2 separate regions of the Homo sapiens genome follow, and region 2 is linked to region 1. The links are chromatin loops, found by intact Hi-C in ENCODE. Cell type or tissue: chondrocyte. All regions are shown on one strand. Links, peaks and the distances in the headings refer to the core of each region. The heading gives the core; the rest is flanking DNA. Region 1 overlaps LOC105375536 (a long non-coding RNA gene). Region 2 overlaps BRAF (B-Raf proto-oncogene, serine/threonine kinase).

What was found. Peaks named below come from ENCODE experiments on the same cell type or tissue, not always from the same donor. Only the 100,000 strongest peaks of a DNase experiment are listed, where the experiment ranks them.
Region 2: it touches region 1 in a loop (4-fold over the local background); 2 of 110 quality-filtered maps call a loop at or near these places.

What each region holds. Positions count from the first base shown.
Region 1 is chr7:140,953,047-140,963,053 of GRCh38, forward strand. The region is part of intron 3 of LOC105375536 (a long non-coding RNA gene); the gene reads left to right. Among named protein-coding and RNA genes, the nearest start is that of BRAF, 33 kb to the left of the region's middle. In chondrocyte, for the core only: no CTCF peak of the experiment used is centred there; a DNase peak (open chromatin) is centred at 4,171.
Region 2 is chr7:140,890,935-140,900,941 of GRCh38, forward strand. The region is part of intron 1 of BRAF (B-Raf proto-oncogene, serine/threonine kinase); the gene reads right to left. Among named protein-coding and RNA genes, the nearest start is that of BRAF, 29 kb to the right of the region's middle. In chondrocyte, for the core only: no CTCF peak of the experiment used is centred there; no DNase peak of the experiment used is centred there.

The DNA.
Region 1 (10,007 bases), core at 1,024-9,023:
AAGCATAAAAGGGCCTAGAATATCCAAAGGAATTTTGTAAAAGAAAAACAAAGTTGGAGGACTAACATTACTTGACTTCAATATTTACTATAAGTTTAAAGTAAGGCAATGTGGTACTGCTATAAGGATCAACAAAAAGGTGAATAGAACTGAGGAGAAATCTGAGAAACAGAATCACACATATCATCATTTGATTTTCAACAAAGACGCCAAAGCAATACAATGAAGAAAGGAAAATCTTGCAACAAATATGGGCTGGGTGAGGTGGCTCATATCTGTAATCTCAACACTTTGGGAGTCTGAGGTAGGAGGATCGTTTTAGCCCGGGAATTTGAAACCAGCCTGGACAACACAAGACCCTGTCTTTATAAAAAATAAAAAATCAGGCCGGGCGTGATGGCTCATGCCTGGTAATCCCAACACCTTGGGAGGCCGAGGCGGGAAGATCATCTGAGGTCAGGAGTTCAAGACCAGCCTGACCAACATGGAGAAACCCCGTCTCTACTAAAAATACAAAATTAGCCAGACGTGGTGGCGCATGCCTGTAATCCCAGCTACTCGAGAGGCTGAGGCAGGAGAATCGCTTGAACCCTGGAGGCGGAGGTTGCAGTGAGCTGAGATCACACCATTGCACTCCAGCCTGGGCAACAAAAGCAAAACTCCATCTCAAAAAATAAATAAATGAATAAATAAAATGAATAAATAAATAAATAATCAATAAAATGCTAGAATGACTGAATATCACTATGGAAAAAAACGAACCTTAAGACCTATCTCACACTATACACAAAAATTAATTCTAAACTGATTAAAGACCTCAATATAAAGGTGAAAACTACAAAGCATATAAAAGAAAATATAGGAGAATATCTTCATGACTTGTAGGCAAGGTTTGCAGAACACAGAACTATCTTGCCATAAAAGAATAGATTGGTGAATTAGACTTAATAAAAGTTTAAAACTTCTCATCAAAAGAATCCTTTAAGAAAATAAATAAGCAGGTCATAGACTGGAAGAATATAGTCATAGGGCTGGGCACAGTGGCTCACGCCTGTAATCCCAGCACTTTGGGAGGCCAAGGCAGGCGTATTACTTGAGACCAGGAGTTCAAGACCAGCCTAGCCAACATAGCGAAACTCCATCTCTGCTAAAAATGCAAAAAATTAGCTGGGCATGGTGGTGCTTGCCTGTAATCCCAGCTACTCAGGAGGCTGAGGCAGGAGACTTGCTTGAACCCGGGAAGTGGAGGTTGCAGTGAGCAGAGATTGTACCACTGCACTACAGCCTGAGCAACAGTGAGACCCTGTCTTGAAAACAAAAAATAATATGTGTGTGTGTGTGTGTGTGTGTGTGTGTGTAGAGAGAGAGAGAGAGAGAGTTATAAAATCATTTTCTAACATAGGACTGGTACCCAGGAAATAAAGAGCTTCTACAACTTGATGATAGAAAGACAAATGATTCAATTTTTTAAACAGGCAAAGAATTTGAACAGAGAATTTACAAGAAAGTTAATAAGTACACAAAAATCTTCATCATCACTAGTCATGAAGAAAATGTAATATAAAGTCACAATGAAATACTACTATACTTCCACCAAAATAGCTAGTTTTGAAAAGAACAGCACCACCAAATGTTGGCAAGGATGTGAACAACCGTAACTTGAATTCTCATATATTGTTGGTTGACGTGTAAAATGAAATAATGCTTATGGAAAAGGGTCTGCCAGCTTCTTATAAAGTCTTGGATCTGGATGAAACTAGTGAGAGAGAGACTAAAGATGGTTAAGAAAAGGGAGTCAAGTTCTAAGGACTAAAACATGCTAACATTTAGAAGTCACAGAAACAAAGAGTATTCATAAAAAGCACTGGGAAACAGGAAAGAATAAATCAGTAGAAAACTAAATGAATGTAATGTCAGGGGTGCCAAGACAAGAAAGCATAGTGAAACTTCCATCCTTAACAATGTTTTTTTGTTTTTTGCTTTAATATCCATTTTGTTTGCTATGACACTTAGGTTACTTCCGGTTAATATTTGGCTAGAATATTTATTTTCTGTCATTTTATCTTCATCTGTTTTGTATCAGGCATGCCTCATTTTACTGCACTTCTTTTTAGTGTGCTCCACAGATAGTGCTGTTTTCACATCGAAGGTTTGTGGCAAGTCTGCATCAGGCAACTCTGTTGGCGCCGTTTTCCAATAGCGTGTTCTCACTTTGTGTCTCCGTGTCACATTTTGTCAATTCTCACACTATTTCAAACGTTTATGTTATTATTATGTATGTTATGGTGATCTGTGATCAGTGATCTTTGACATCATTATTATAATTGTTTTGGAATGCCATGAACTGCGCCCATATAAGATGATGAACTTAATTGATAAATGTGTGTGTTCTGACTGCTCCACCAGCTGGCTGTTCCTCCATCTCTCTCCTTCTTCTTGGGCTTTCCTATTCCCTGAGACATAAACATTTTGAAATTAGGCCAATTAATAACCCAACCATAAAATAACCCTACAATGGCCTCTTAGTGTTCAAGTAAAAGGAAGAGTCATGCATATGTCACTTTAAATCAAAAGCTAGAAATGATTAAGCTTAGTGAGGAAGGCATGTTAAAAGTTGAGACAGGCAGAAAGCTAGGCCTCTTGTGCCAAACACTTAGCCAAAATGTGAATATGAAGGAAAAGTTCTTGAAAGAAATTAAAAATGCTACTGCAGTGAACACACGAATGATTAGAAAGCAAAACAGCCTTATTGCTGACAGAGAGAAAGATTTAGTGGTCTAGATAGAAGATCAAATCAGGTACAACATTCTCTTAAGCCAAAGCCTAATCCGGGGCAAGGCCCTAACTCCCTTTAGTTCTATGAAGGCTGAGAGAGGTGTGAATGCTGAAGAAGAAAAGTTGCAGGCTGGCAGAGGTTCATTATGTGTCTGGAATTGGTGGGTTCTTGGTCTCACTGACTTCAAGAATGAAGCCGCGGACCCTCGCGGTGAGTGTTACAGTTCTTAAAGGCGGCGTGTCCGGAGTTTGTTCCTTCTGATGTTCAGATGTGTTTGGAGTTTCTTCCTTCTGGTGGGTTCGTGGTCTCGCTGGCTCAGGAGTGAAGCTGCAGACCTTCGCGGTGAGTGTTACAGCTCTTAAGGCGGGGCGTCTGGGGTTGTTTGTTCCTCCCGGTGGGCTCGTGGTCTCGCTGGCTTCAGGAGTGAAGCTGCAGACCTTCGCAGTGAGTGTTACAGCTCATAAAGGCAGTGTGGACCCAAAGAGTGAGCAGTAGCAAGATTTATTGCAAAGAGCAAAAGAACAAAGCTTCCACAGCGTGGAAGGGGACCCGAGCAGGTTGCCACTGCTGGCTAGGGCAGCCTGCTTTTATTCTCTTATCTGGCCCCACCCACATCCTGCTGATTGCTAGAGCCGAGTGGTCTGTTTTGACGGGGCGCTGATTGGTGCGTTTACAATCCCTGAGCTAGACACAAAGGTTCTCCAAGTCCCCGTCAGATTAGCTAGATACAGAGTGTCCACACAAAGGTTCTCCAAGGCGCCACCAGAGTAGCTAGATACAGAGTGTTGATTGGTGCATTCACAAACCCTGAGCTAGACACAGGGTGCTGATTGGTGTGTTTACAAACCTTGAGCTAGATACAGAGTGCCGATTGGTGTATTTACAATCCCTGAGCTAGACAGAAAGGTTCTCCAAGGCCCCACCCGAGTAGCTAGATACAGAGTGTGGATTGGTGCATTCACAAACCCTGAGCTAGATGCAGAGTGCTGATTGGTGTATTTACAATCCCTGAGCTAGACATAAAGGTTCTCCACGTCCCCACCAGACTCAGGAGCCCAGCTGGCTTTACCTAGTGGATCCTGCACTGGGGCTGCAGGTGGAGCTGCCTGCCAGTCCTGTGCAGTGCGCCCGCACTCCTCAGCCCTTGGGTGATTGATGGGACTGGGCGCCGTGGAGCAGGGGGCGGCGCTCATCGGGGAGGCTCCCGCTGCACAGGAGCCCACAGAGGGGGTGGGAGGCTCAGGCATGGCGGGCTGCAGATCCCGAGCCCTGCCCCGCCGGAAGGCAGCTAAGGCTCGGCGAGAAATCAAGCACAATGCGGGTGGGCTGGCACTGCTGCGGGACCCAGTACACCCTCCGCAGCTGCTGGCCTGGGTGCTAAGCCCCTCATTGCCAGGGCCGGCGAGTTGCTCCGAGTGAGGGCCCGCCAAGCCCACACCCACCCGGAACTCCAGCTGGCCTGCAAGCTCGGCGTGCAGCCCTGGTTCCTGCTCGCGCCTCTCCCTCCACACCTCCCTGCAAGCTGAGGGAGCCGGCTCGGGCCTTGGCCAGCCCAGAAAGGGGCTCCCACAGCGCAGCGGTGGACTGAAGGGCTCCTCAAGTGCCGCCGAATGGGAGCCCAAGGCAGAGGAGGCGCTGAGAGCGAGCGAGGGCTGTGAGGACTGACAGCACACTGTTACCTCTCAATAAGATTTAAGGGAAAAAGCCATGTCCATAACATAGAAGTTCAAGATGAAGCAGCAAGTGCTGAGGGAGAAGCTGCAGCAGGTAATCCAGAAGATCTGGTTAAGATCATTGATGAAGGTGGCTACAGTCAACAGATTTTCAATGTAGATTTTAAAAGCCTTCCATTGGAAGAAGATGCCATGCAGGACTTTCATAGCTAGAGAGGAGAAGGCAATGCCTGGCTTCAAAGCTTCAAAGGACAGGCTCACTCTTTTGATAGAAGCCAATGCAGCTGGTGACTTTAAATGGAAGCCAATGATCATTTATCATTCCGGAAATCCTAGGGCCCTTAAGAATGACCCAAAATCTACTCTACTCTGACTACTCTAACAAAGCCTGGATGACAGCACATCCTTTTACAGCATAGTTGGCTAAATATTTTAAGCCCACTGTTGAGACCTACTGCTCAAAAACAGATTTCTTTCAAAATATTACTGCTCCTGGTCACACAAGAGCTCTGATGGAGATTTACAAGGAGATGAATGTTGTTTTTATGCCTGCTAATGCAATATCCATTCTGAAGCTCACAGATCAAGGAGTGATTTAACTTCCAAGTCTTATTATTTAAGAAATACATTTTGTAAGGCTATTGCTGCCATAGATAATGATTACTCTGATGGATCTGGGCAAAGTAAATTGAAAACATTTTGTGAAGGATTCACCATTCTAGATACCATTAAGAACATTCAAGATTCATGGGAGGAGGTCAGAATATGTGTAGGGCTATGCACATGCCCTAGGATGTGTGCATGTTCAGGAATTACTTGAGAATCTGTAGGCTTTCATCTTGGGCTAACCTTGGGCTCTGTGCAAACATGAATTGAAGGCAAAGGAAGAGTTGTGAATGGCCTCACTGAGTGTTGAAGGCATGCCCCAACCCTTAAACAGAGCCCCTCAGCAAATACTGGGAGACTTAATGGTTCCAAGCATTAAAAAAAAATCTACATTCAGTCACTAAAAACTAAATTAACTGAGAAGTGAATTCAGTGCCACGCATGACAAAGCATACAGATTTTATAGAAGTAGTTCAGAAAAGTCACTAGATAAACAATATTAACAACAATAAAAACAAGCCCAGGGAAGGGGGTGGTATATTTCATTTCCAGAGTTGACACATTCAATTATCTCAATGTCCAGTTTTACAACCAAAAAATTATGAGACATTCAGAGAAACAAGAAAGTGTAGCCCATACAGAGGAAGAAGAACATTTAATAGAAACTCTTCCTGGGGAAGCCCATATGTTGGACTTACTAGACAAACACTTTGCAGCTAATTTAAAATATGTTCAGCCAGGCGTGGTGGCTCACGCCTTTAATCCCAGCACTTTGGGAGGCTGAGGCAGTTGGATCACTTGAGGCCAGGAGTTTGAGACCAGCCTGGCCAACATGACGAAAGTCCGTCTTTACTAAAAGTACAAAAATTAGCTGGGCATCGTGGTGCATGCCTGTAATCCCAGCTACTAGGGAGGCTGAGGCAGAGAATCACTTGAACCTGGGAGGCGGAGGCTACAGTGAGCCGAGATCATGTCACTACCTTCCAGCCTGAGACACAGAGCGAGACTCCATCTAAATAAATAAATAAATAAAATGAAACATGTTCAAAGAACTAAAGAAAATCCTGACTAAAGACCTTAGAGAAAGTATGAGAATAATGTCTCACCAAATATAGAATATCAATAAAGTGATAGAAATAATAAAAGAGAAACAACTAGAAATGCTGGAGTTGCAAAGTAAACTAACTGAAATGAAAATTTCACTTGAAGAGCTCAACAGTACAGTTGTGCAGACAGAAGGAAGAATCAGTGATCTTTAAAGATAGCTCAGTTAAGCCTCGGCGAGGTGGCTAATGCCTGTAATTCCAGCACTTTGGGAGGCTGGAGGATTGCTTGGAGCCAGGAGTCCAAGACCAGCCTGGACAACATAATGAGACACCATCTCTACAAAAAAATTGGCCAGGCATGATGGCTTACCCCTGTAAACCCAGCACTTTGGGAGGCTGAGGGGGGCGGATCACTTGAGTCCAGGCGTTTGAGACCAATCTGGGAAACTTGGCAAAACCCCATCTCTACAAAAAATACAAAAATTAGCAGTGTGTGGTGACACATGCCTGTGGTCCCAGCTACTAGGGAGGATGAGGTGAAAGGATTGCTGAGCCTGGGAGATCGAGGCTGCGGTGAGCCATGATCACACTACTGCATTCCAGCCTTGGTGACAGTGAGACCCTGTCTCAAAAAAAAAAAAATTGTTTTTAATTGCTTAGTATGCTGGTGGTATGTACCTGTCTCAAAAAAAATTTTTTTTTTAATTGGTCAACATGGTGGTGGTGTGTATCTGTAGACTGAGCCACTGAGGAGGCTAAGGCGGGAGGATTGCTTGAACCCAGGAGTTCGAGGTTACAGTGAGCTATGATTGCACTACTGCACTCCAGCCTGGGAGACAGAGCGAGACTAAACAAACAAACAAACATAGCTCAATTACAATTACCCAGTGTGAAGAAGAGAAAGAAAAAGGAAAAAGAATGAAGAAAAATGAACAGAGCCCCCAAAGACCTCTAGGACCCCATGAAGTATAATACACTAACATATGCATAAAGGGAAGCCAAGAAAGAGAAGAGACAGAGAAAGGGCAGAAGGAATATTTGAAGACATAATGGCTAAAAACTTCCCAAAATGTGATGAGAAACATCAATCTACACATTTAGGAAGCTAAATGAAATTCATGTAGGATAAACTAAAAGATTGTCAGACCTAGACACATCACAATCAAACTCAAAAGGCAAAGGCAAAGAGAGAATCTTGAAAGCAGCAAGAGAGAAGTGACTCGTCACATTCAAGGGAGCCTCAATAAAATATCATCTGATTTCTTACCAGAAAACCTAGAGACCCTGCGATCACATATTCAAAATACTAAAAGAAGATACTGCCACCCAAGAGTTCTATATGTCAAAAAAACATATTTTAGAGGTAAAGAAGATATAAGGCATTTCTATATAAACAACAACTGAGAAAATTTGTTGGTAGCAGAACTGCCCTATAAGAAACACTAAAAGGAGTCTTTCAGGCTGAACTAAAAGAACATTATACAGGAACTTGAATCCACATGAAAAAATAAGGAGTACTGGTAAAGGTAACTGCATAGGTTATTTATTTATTTATTTATTTATTTTAGACAGAGTCTCACTCTCTTGCCCAGGCTGGAGTGCAGGGCGCAATCTTGGCTCACTGCAGCCTCTGCCTCCCGGGTTCAAGCAATGCTCCTGCCTCAGCCTCCCGAGTAGCTGGGATTACAGGCATGTGCCACCAGGCTTGGCTAATTTTTGTATTTTTAGTAGAGACAGGGTTTTGCCATGTTGGCCAGGCTGGTCTCGAACTCCTGACCTCAAGTGATCCACCTGCCTTGGCCTCCCAAAGTGTTGGGATTACAGGCGTGAGCCACTGGGCCCGGCTATGGATAGGTAAATATAAAGAACAATGTAAATGCATGTTTTGTTTATAACTCTTTATTTATCCTATTTGATTTAAACACAGCTGCATAAAGCAATAATTATAAATCTGCACTGATGCATGTGCACTATATACTGTATGACAGTAACAGCACAAAGGAGTAGGGGGAGAATGCAGTTTATAGAAATAAGGTTTTTGTAGGCTATTAAAATTAAGTTGCTACTAACCCAAACTAGAGTATTATAAATTAAGATGCTAATTACAAACTAGATAGAATCTTTCCTGTCTCTTACCACTTTTCCCTTCCTTCCTTCCTTCCTTCCTTCCTTCCTTCCTTCCTTCCTTCCTTCCTTCCCTCCTTCCCTCCTTTCTCTTTCTCTCTCTCTCTCTCCCTCCCTCCCTCCCTCCCTCTCTCTCTCTCTCTCTCTTTATTTCTTTCTTTCTTTCGAAGGAGTCTTGCTCTGTCGCCCAGGCTAGAGTACAGTGGCGCTCACTGCAACCTCCACCTCCCGGGTTCAAGTAGTTCTCCTGCCTCAGCCTCCCGAGTAGCTGGATTACAGGTGCCCACCACAGCACCTAGCTAATTTTTGTATTTTTAGTAGAGACGGGGTTTCACCATCTTAGCCAGGCTGGTCTCGAACTCCTGACCCCGTGATCCACCTGCCTTGGCCTCCCAAAGTGCTGGGATTACGGGCGACAGCCACCACACCCGGTTTTCCCTTCCTTTCTTTTACCCTAAATTTGGAGGGGGCAGAAACCATGTCTAGTTGATTAGGGAGCAAAAAGAATGAGAAAGTGGAGAAACAGAAGTCAACCAGGGTTATCTTTTCCCACTACCAACTATCACCTGAGGGAGAGAAAAAAGTTTATCTTAAATAAAGTTCACTTATTGCATTTATTTGTTCTATTACTACATATACATTGTTAAATATTATGATATTTTATGGTACTTAAAATTTTAGACTCGGCCGGGTGCCGTGGCTCATGCCTGTAATCCCAGGACTTTGGGAGGCAGAGGTGGGTGGATCACTTGAGGTCAGGAGTTCAGACCACCCTGGCCAACATGGCGAAACCCAGTCTACTAAAAATACAAAAATTAGCCAAGCATGGTGGCAGGCACCTGTAATCCCAGCTACTCGGGAGGCTGAGGCAGTGAGCCGAGATGGTGACGCTCACTCCAGCCTGGGCGACAGAGTGAGACTGTGTCTCAAAAAAATAAATAAAATAAAAATAAACAAAAAAAATATATAAAATTTTAGACTCACACCTGCACCCCTGCTGCGGGTCATGGTTCTTCCTCCTTCTCCTCATGTGGCTCTTGTTCCTTCTTGCACAGGTTTTTCTGCTGCCTAAAACTCCTCAGACAAAAATAAAACCTTGACAGAACAATAGAAGCTCCCCCAAAGCCTCCTGTGTGCACCTTCATCCCTTCAAATTTCACACTGTTCTAACACTGTGGACTGGCCTGTCCTCTATCTATCCTCTACCTGTCTATTTATCTATCTGTCTATCATATTATTCTTATTATTTTGTAGAGATGGAGTCTCACTATTTTGTTTAGGCTGGTCTTGAACTCCTGGACTCAAATAATCCTCCTTAGCCTCCCATAATGCTGGGATTACAGGCATGAGTCACAGTGCCTGGCCCAATCTGTCTTTCACATTATGTAAATAAACTGGAGTATATATTCTTTTGAATATTGCTTTTGCTTAATACTGTTTGTCAAGTTTATCCCTATTTTTTTATATACCCACAGTTCATTTTCATCACTGCACAATAGTCCATTGCATGGATATACCACAAGTGATATACTCTGAACAAAAAATCTATTCTGTTGATAATAGACTTTGGTATTATTTCCAGTTTTTGGCTATTAGGTGCTACAATTAACATTCTTGTGACTATGAAAACATTTCTCGGCTGGGTGCAGTGGCTCACGCCTGTAATCCCAGCACTTTGGGAGGCCAACGTGGGCAGATCACCTGAGGTCAGGAATTTGAGACCAGACTGACCAACATGGAGAAACCCTGTCTCTACTAAAAATACAAAATTAGCCAGGCGTG
Region 2 (10,007 bases), core at 1,046-9,045, 62 kb before region 1:
TTAAAGTAAAAGTACAACTTATTTATTAATGTATTCATGTAACATGCACTTTTTAAAAGACTAATTATATATCATATACCAAGGATACAAAATGTCTTTGCCCTCAAAGATTTGAACTCACAGTACAGTAGAGGTATACAGTTATAGGCTCCTATACTACAAAGTGGTTACTTCAAATAATCAAGATGTGCCTAAAATACTCTGAGAGTACCACGCAGAGAAAATGAGAGGGTGTGGGGTAGAGGGGAAAACAAAAGTACTTAGAGAAAGCTTTTGGAAAAGATAACCAGAACTAAATTCTAAAGGATGAGTAAAAGTTGCTGAGTTCAGTGTTCTCCAAAGGAGTATACAGTCATTCCTCCATATCCACAAGGGATTGGTTCCAGGACTCTACCCTACAACACCATGATCCTTGGATGCGGAAGTCTCTTATATAAAAAGGGAGGGTATTTGCATATAACTTACTTTCCATATACTTTAAATCATCTTTAGATTACTTATAATGACTAATATAATGTAAATGTTATATAAATAGTTGTTATACTGTATTATCTTGTATTTGTATTATTGTATTACTTTTTACTGTTTTCCTAATACTTTTGATCTGCAGTTGGGTGAATCCTAGGATGCAGAACTTGCAGATATGGAGGGCCACTGTAGAAGTGGCATTTTGGGTGGGGCAATTCTTTGCTGTGTAGGACTTTTAGTGCATTGTGTTCCTCGATTTGAGGGCATTAAATCCCAAATAGCATCCTCCAGGCATGACAATCAAAATATTTCCAAATGCCTCCCAGCAGGGTAAGTATCACCTCAGAAACCATTGAAAAAAAAAATTGGGTGGTATGGAGAAAATGAAGGAAGAGAGCATTCTAGGACAAAGGGCCAGAAACAACAGGAAACAACCCTGAAAAAATGCAAGGATTTGATTGGTATTAAACAGCATTTCCCTAAAATGTTTCAAAGAATATTAGCATATACTACACACAAGCAATGTTCCATAGTCAAGGAAGTTTATACAATTCTAATTTAGACAAAGGTAAGGCCAGGTGCAGTGGCTAATGCTGTAATCCCAGCACTTTCGGAGGCCGAGGCAGGTGGATCATTTGAGGTCAGGAGTTCAAGACCAGCCTGGCCAACATGGTGAAACCCCATCTCTACTAAAAATATTTAAAAACAATTAGCCAGGTGTGGTGGCACACACCTGTAGTCCCAACTACTTGGAAGGGTAACAGAATTGCTTGAGCCCAGGAGGTGGAGGTTGCAGTGAGCCGAGATTGTGCCACTGCACTCCAGCCTGGGTGAGAGAGCGAGAATCTGTGTCAAAAAAAAAAAATAAATCAACAAAGGTAAGCTTCTTTACTACAGTTCTTCTCAACCATTACTATGCTAATATCCAATTATGAAATCCCAAAAGGGGAGCTATATAATATAGTACAGGGTATCACCTGCTTGCCAAATCAATTCAGATACTTTTTAGATGAATCCCTTAATATGTAAAATACAGAAATCAAATAAGATTTAGATAACACAGTATCCCCCCTCATTTGAGCTTAGAAACTCAACAGGTTAGACAAGGAGGAACATTTAAAGTTTCCCAAAATTGTAAACTATGGAACCTATCTTTGGGAGAACACTTTGAATATTCAGTATCCACAATATAAACTTTAGGAAATACTGTGCTAGAGCATTTAGTACACAGCAAGGATGGCTGATAGACGTGGGCAGGGGTAGAGAGGTAGGAAAGGGCAAGATCACAGAGGACCTGAAATATGACATTTTACGAGTTTTTATCTGGTTTAGATTTTGTTTTTAAAGTGAAACACAGACCTCCCTGTCTTTACTTCCCCACCCCTAAATGATCCAGGGAACAAAACAATACATCAGATCAAGTCACATAAAATAAAAGCAGTTACAGTTTGCTAGAGGAGAGAACTGATCACTTTTAATTTTAAATTTATGTTGGGAACCAGTTCCTTTGTGAGAATAACTATTGAACATAAGATATAAAAGGTTAAAAGCTAAAGGCAGCTGAGCAGAACAAATTAAAAATCAAATCATCGAACAGGAATCTATTTGATGTCCAACTTCACTATCAGCCTCACCCATCTCCTGCCTGGATGGAGTCTTCATCCTGACTGAATGATTGGCTTGGCCCAAAATGGCAGGAAGGGGAAAAAAGACATTAAAAATGGAGGAGTGATGTATTCCCAGGGTAGAGAACACAACAGATTTGGTGAACGAGCTTTCTGAGACAAGATGTCTGAGAAAAAAGTTATGCCTGCTTAGGCTTATTCTCCCTGCTGTTCCCCATAACATTCTTTTTTTTTTTTTTTGAGACAGAGTCTTGCTCTGTCACCCAGGCTGGAGTGCAGTGGCGCGATCTCAGCTCACTGCAAGCTCTGCCCCCAGGGTTCACACCATTCTCCTGCCTCAGCCTCCTGAGTAGCTAGGGCTACAGGCGCCCGCCACCATGCCTGGCTAATTTTTTGTATTTTCAGTGGAGACGGGGTTTCACCATGTTAGCCAGGATGGTCTCGATCTCTTGACCTCGTGATCTGCCCACCTCGGCCTCCCAAAGTGCTGTGATTACAGGTGTGAGCCACTGTGCCCAGCCCCCCATAACATTCTTAAGCAAAGAGCAGGCTCAAATAGAAGTACTCTACTCAAAGACAACAAGGATGAGTAATAAAAAGAAACAATCCAGCAAAGGGTCTATGAGGAGAAACGTTAACAACCCCACCCGCCACACCACCAATAAAACAGGGAGTGGGGGATGAGAGAAGAAACATAATAGGCAAAGACAGATAAACACCAGAAGTTAGTCAAGGAAACAAAAGAAGTCTCTGATATATCCCCATCTATCACTATCAAATGCATTTTAGGGGAAAAAAATGACTGAAAAAACAAAATTGAAGAACAGATGAAATGGGAGATGAGGCAGGAGGCAGTGGCTCACTCCTGTAATCCCAGCACTTTGGGAGGCCAAGGCGAATTTGAGACCAGCCTGGTCAACATGATGAAACCCTGCCTCTACAAAAAAATGCAAAAAATTAGCCAGGTGTGGTAGCACATGTCTGTAGTCCCAGCTAATTGAGAGGCCGAGATGGGAGGATGGCTTGAGCCCAGGAGGCAGAGGTTGCAGTGAGCCAAGATCACAACACTGCACTCCAGCCTGAGTGAGAGACCCAGACCCTGTCTCAAAAAAAAGAAATAGGAAATGAAAAGTGAGTTAGCAGGGTTCAAGAAAGAAATGGAAGGTAATAAAAAGACCACTTCAGAAATGAAGGCCACGGTGGAAACAGAAAGAAATGGCTGAAGAAGAAAAAAGGAAGCCATTCTTGGCAGAAAAAACAGAACTACTTGATAGGAAAATCAAGCTGATGAAAAGATAAATAAAACAGAATTAGAAATCAAGAAGTCATGGTTTTAAAGAATTAAAGGTGAATATTAATCCCATTCAAACATGTAACTCTGAGACTTAAGGATAAAGTAAAAAATAAATGCATTTTTTTCAATGACAAGGTTTATATCTCATATGAAGAGATGGAAAAAAATTTTTTTAATGGTAGCTGGGGAAAGGGAGGTATAAGTGTACTGATTTTCTTACCTTTATTAGCAAGGAGTTAAAATAGTCCTGATTATTTTCACAAATCAAGAAATGGAGGCTTACAGATATTAAATCTATGAAGGTAGTAAGAGAATAAGATTTATAAAAAATCATCAAAAACTATTAGATGGGAAACACACACATACCCATAAGAGACAAAGCCCCCAAAGAAAAATATAATTAATAATGTGGAAGAACTGCCTTATCAACAAAATATAAATGAGATAAGCTCATCTATTAAAAAAATAAAAAAAGAAACTCAGCTCACAAACCAAAGCCCTGAACAAATGCTGTATATAACATCCACATCTAAAACTCACTCAGAAAAGTTGAAAGTCAAAGAATGGGCCCAGTGGTTACTTAAAGCCTAATGAACTTACTTTCGAGAAACATTTTCTTTGGTCTGATATAAAAACTGGCCAAAATCACAGAAAACTCTAGAAAACGAATCAGCTCTTGATACCAAAACCATGGAACAGCTCAGAGAGGTATAGACTGAGCTCACTTGTAAACACAGTCGTAAAATCCCTAAATAAAAACCTGAATTAGGCAAACCTAATTCAACAATCAATTAAAAGAATATACAATAAAATGTATCCAGTGACACAAGAGTTGCTTACTCAAAACTAGGAAGTCTACCAATACAATTACTTACCTAAATAGATCAATGTAGGAAAAAAACATGATCACCTCAATAAATGTACGAAAAAAATCTAACAAAATTCAACAACCATTTAGGATTTTTAAAAATGCCCAACTGTCAGCAAACTAGAAATGGAAGAAACATTCTTAAACTTCATATAGGGTATCTATAAAAAGTCTGTAAGTCACCAAGCATAACAGAAGCATTCTCACTAAAGACAGGAGAAACATTCGTCATTTCTTTGTGTTGGGAATATTCAATATCCTCCTCCTAGCTATATGAAACTATATATTATTAACTATAGTCACCCTATACTACTACAGAACACTAGAACTTATTCCTCCTATCTAGCTGTAATTTTGTATCCATGAATAAATCTCCCCAGAGCTTCCACTCTACCCCTACTATTCCCAGCCCGAGTATCCTCTGTTATACTTTTTACTTCTATGAAATCAACTCTTTTTAGCTTCCACATAAGAGTGAGAACATGCAGGGTTTAACTTTCTTTTGCTGGCTTATTTCACTTAACGTGATGTCCTCCAGTTCCAATCATGTTGCTGCAAATGACAGGATTTTTCCTTTTTACGGCTGAATAGCATTCCATCGGATGCTATACAACCACATTGTCTTTACCCAATCTTCTGTTGTTGAACTGATTCCATATCTTGGCTACTGTGAATAGTGTGCTGCAGTAAACATGGGGATGCAAATGTCTCTTCGACGTACTGACTTCCCTTCCTTTGGGTAAACGGCCAGTAGTGGGATTGCTAGATCACAGGAACCTCCATACTGATACAGTGTCTGTACTAGTTTACATTCCCACCAAGAGCGTCCAAGAGTTCTCTTTCCTCTGTATCTTCACCAGCATTTTTAATTTTTTGTCTTTTTTATAACAGCCACCCTAACTGGGATGAGACAATACCTCACTGTGGTTTTGATTTGCATTTCCCAAGTCTTCTACAGTTTTATAGCAGCCATCCTACCTGGGGCCAGATGATACCACACTGTGGTTTCACCTTGTAGTTTTGGGTCTTACAGGTAGGTCTTTGATCCATTTTGAGTTGATTTTTGTATAGGGTGAGAGGTGGGGGTCTAGTTTCATTCTTCTGTATATGAATATCCAGTAAAAAAATATATTTTTTTCTAAACATCTCATTCACAACAGCACAAAAAGATTCTCGCAAATAATACCAATCCTCCACATCCAAAAGGATGAAAACATTATGTAGAAAACTATAAACCTTTTAAGGAAAAAAAAACAGAGCTGGGAGTAGTGGCTCACACCTGTAATCCCAACACGTTGGGAGGCTGAGGCGGGTGGATCACCTGAGGTCAAGAGTTTGAGACCAGCCTGGCCAACATGGTGAAATCCTGTCTCTACTAAAAATAGAAACACATGGCCCAGGCGCGGTGGCTCACGTCTGTAATCCCAGCACTTTGGGAGGCCGAGGCAGGTGGATCACCTGAGGTCAGGAGTTCGAGACCAGCCTGACCAATATGGTGAAACTCCGTCTCTACTGAAAATACAAAAATAAGCCGGGCATGGTGGTGTGCACCTATAGTCCCAGCTACTCGGAAGGCTGAGAGGAGAACTGCTTGAACATGGGAGGCAGAGACTGCAATAAGCCAAGATTGTGCCACTGTGCTCCAGCCTGGGTGACAGAGCGAGACTCCATCTCAAAAAAAAAAAAAAAAAAAGGGGTGGGGGGGGAAGAGACCTATAAACAAATGAAGATAAAAACCATGTTCATGAATTGGAAAACTCAGTATCATAATAAATCTCTAATATATATGTCCCTACATTAACATATAAACTTAATGCAATCACAATGAAAATCCCAATAGTACTTTTTACAGAATTTGACAACCTAATTCTTTTTTTTTTTTTTTAACCAAATACCTAGACTTAGAGGACATTGACAATCTAATTCTTCTAATGGTCACGTGGAAGAGTGAATGAGCATATGTTTGCCGCAAATAAACAAAGAGAAGAGACTGGCATTACCAAAACCAAAGATATAAAGTAGTAATGTGGACAAACAGGTTATAGACAAACAGGTTAAGAAGTAGCCCAGAAATCGGTCCATGGGAATCTGGTAGAAATGAGAGGTTGCTTTACAAATAAGTGAGAAAAAGACTGTGCACATATGTACAAATGGTGTTGGGAAAATAACATCCCCCAAGACATCTTCATATAACAAATACTAGACTGCTTAAATACCTAAACAAAATTTTTAAAATTTTCAATTTATCAGAAGACAATATAGAGAATATGCTTTTAACTCTGGATAGGAAAGATTTCTTTTTTCTTTTTTTTTTTTTTTTTTTTTGAGACAGAGTCTTGCTCTGTCGCCAGGCTGGAGTGCAGTGGCACAATCTCAGCTCATGCAACCTCTGCCTCCCGGGTTCAAGCAATTCTCCTGCCTCAGGCTATCGAGTATCTGGGACTACAGGCACACACCACCACGTCCAGCTAATTTTTGTATTTTTAGTAGAGATGGGGTTTCACCATGTTTCATCCATGCCAGGATGGTCTCAATCTCTTGACCTCATGATCTGCTCACCTTGGCCTCCCAAAGTGCTGGGATGACAGGTGTGAGCCACCGCGCCCAGCCAGGAAAGATTTCTTAAAAAAATCAAAATCAAAATCAAAATAAATAAATAAATGAAAAGACTGCTAAATCTGACCACATAAACAGTAACAACAACATATGTCTTTATAAGGAAAGGCTAGGGCAGGAACAGTGTCTCACGTCTGTAATCCCAGCACTTTGGGAGGCCAAGGTGGGAGAATCACTTGAAGCCAGGAGTCGAGACCAGCCTGGGCAACACAGCAAGACTCCATCTCTACAAATTTTTTCTTTTTCAAATTAGTTGGGCACAGTGGTGTGCATTTGTCCCAGTTACTTAGGCTGAGGCTAGAAGACTGCTTGAGCCCAGGAGGCTGCAGTGAGCTATGATCACACTACTGCACTCCAGCCTGGGTCTCAAAAGAGTGGGAGGCTTGCCTCTTAAAAAAATAAATAAATAAAAATACAAATAAAAAAGGACTAGAAGGAAATATTTGACATGATGGATAAAGAAGACTATCCATAGCCTAGGCCTCAATAGAGTGGGAGGCCTGCCTCTTAAAAAAGAAATAAAAATAAATAAAAATACAAATAAAAAAGGACTAGAAGGAAATATTTGACATATGATGGATAAAGAAGACTATCCATAACAGAATACCTAAAAATAAGTTCTAAAAACAAATAGCATAATCTACAAATGGCATGTCTATAAACAATTTAAGAAAAAACCCAAAGGCTAACATATGAAAACATACTCAACCTCACTAGTAATCAGAGATGAAAATTAAATGAGATAAATTTTCCCTTTATTATAAAGCTATGTAGAGAAGTTTGCAAAACATCGTTCCATTAAAGCATAACTGTAAAGCAAACCCCACAACCCAAGGTAAGAAATAGCATTGCCAATTATCTTAAAAGTCTCCCATTTGTCCTTAATCACATCCACTTTCTCTCCTCCCTGAGGTAGTCACTATCACTCACTTTTATCATCATTATTCCCTTGATTTTTCTTATAATTCTAGTATCTCTACTTATAATTCTAGTACCTATATTTGTATTCCTAAACAATACAGTTAACTGCATTTGTTTTTAAACTGTTTACGAATAGAATCATGTTGCACTTAATCTTTTGTGACTTGGTTCTAAGGTATGACTAATGTATTTGTGAGATTCATACATATTGATGCAGGCAGGAGCTGTTTGTAGTGTGGTTTTTTTCCTTAGCTATTTGAACTAGTTTTTTGTTCCATAAGTAAACACACAATGATATCTACTGCACTACTGAGGATACTTGAACTTTTTTTCTATCTTGGGGTTAATATGAATAATACTGTTATGAGCAATCTTATATATATGCTTCCTACTTCATATATTCACACATTTCTCTATGTCTAAAGCAATGGCTGACTCTCAAAGTATGATTCCTGGACAAGCAGCACCAACATCCCACCCCCCCACCCCTCAGCCCACTCCCGGCAGGAACTTGTTAAAAATGCAAAGCAAACTATCAGGCTCCACCCAATTCCTACTTAATCAGAAACTCTAAGGGTAGCCCCAACAGCTGGGTTTAACAAGCCCTCCAGATGACTTTGATGCATACTCAAGAACCATTAGTCTAGGGCAAACGCCTAAGAGTGAGTGGTATTGCTGGTTATAGGATATCCTATTATTTTCCAAAGGATTTTTCCCCCCAATTTACATTCCCATCCATCAGTGGAAGACAGTTCAGACTGCTTCATAGCCTCACCAACATTTAATATTGTCAGATTTTTTCATTTCTGCCAATCTATATGAAATGGTCTCTCATTGTGGTTTTAATTTCTATTTCCCTAATTGTTAACTAGATTAAGGGTCATTTCATATGTTTATTAATCATTTAAATTTTTTTTTAATTCAAATGCCTGCTCAGGATTTTTTGCCCTTTTTCCAATTTGGTGTTCTGTCTTTGTCTTAGAAATCTATAGGAATTTTTTATGTATATTTTTCATACCAGTTCATTCTTTACATGTTGTAGTAGGTAGCCTCTAAACTGGCTCCCAATGATCCTCACCCTCCTGGTGGTGCCTTGTACAAACTCCCCTTGAATGTAAGCTGGAGTTATTGCCTTGCTTCTAACAAAAAGAATATGGCAGAAGTGATGGGGTGCCACTTCCAAGACTAAAATACTGTGGTTTCCATCTTGGGTGTTTTCTCTTACTCCCTTCTAGAAAGCCAGCTCTGAGGCCTGCTACATCCACATGAGGGAGCACAAAGCAGTCAAGCCTTCAAATGACTGCAGCCATTGACTGATTACAGCCTCAAGGCCCTAAGCCAGAAACATCCAATTAAGCCACTCTCAGTTTCCTGACCCACAGAACTGTGAGAGAAATGTTATTTCAAACTGCTAAGTCTTCGGTAATTACACAACAATAGATAACTAATAGTGTGTGTTATAAGTATCTTCTATTCCTTGCCTTGCCTTTTGAGTGTCTTAATGGGGCTTAATGAAAAAAGTTTCTATTTTCAATGTAGTCAAATTTGTCCATTTTTTATGGCTAGTTTTTTGAGTCTTAAGAAATTCTTCTCTGCCTTAAATAATGTCCCTTTATTTTTCTAAAAGCTTTCAGGGTTTCCCCTTTTGTATTGAATCTTTAACCTACAAGAAATTGATTTTTATGCATAACAGATGGGGAAGTCTAGCTTCATTTATTTAATATGGTAGGCATTGTTCCAGCAAGTGTATCCTTTCCCAACTAATCTGCCACAAGAGCAGGTGTCCCTCCACCTACCCATATGTAAGAATATAAAATTCATCCATATTATTTAGTATTACCTGCCATTTTGTTATTCATCTCCTCTTTCTGTTGTTTTCTGTTTGCTTGTTTGTTTGTTTTTAAGACTGAGTCTTGCTCTGTTGCCCAGGCTAGAATGCAATGGCACAATCTCAGCTCACCACAACCTTCACCTCCCGGATTCAAGTGATTCTTGGGCCTCAACCTCCCGAGTACCTGGGATTACAGGCGTGCACCATCACAGCCAGCTAATTTTGGTATTTTTAGTAGAGACGGGGTTTCACCATGTTGGCCAGGCTGGTCTCGAACTCCTGGCCTCAAGTGATCCAACCGCCTTGGCCTCCCAAAGTGCTGAGATTACAGCCATGAGCCACTGCACCTGGGTCCCTTTTCCTTTTATAAGTCCCTCAGACGCT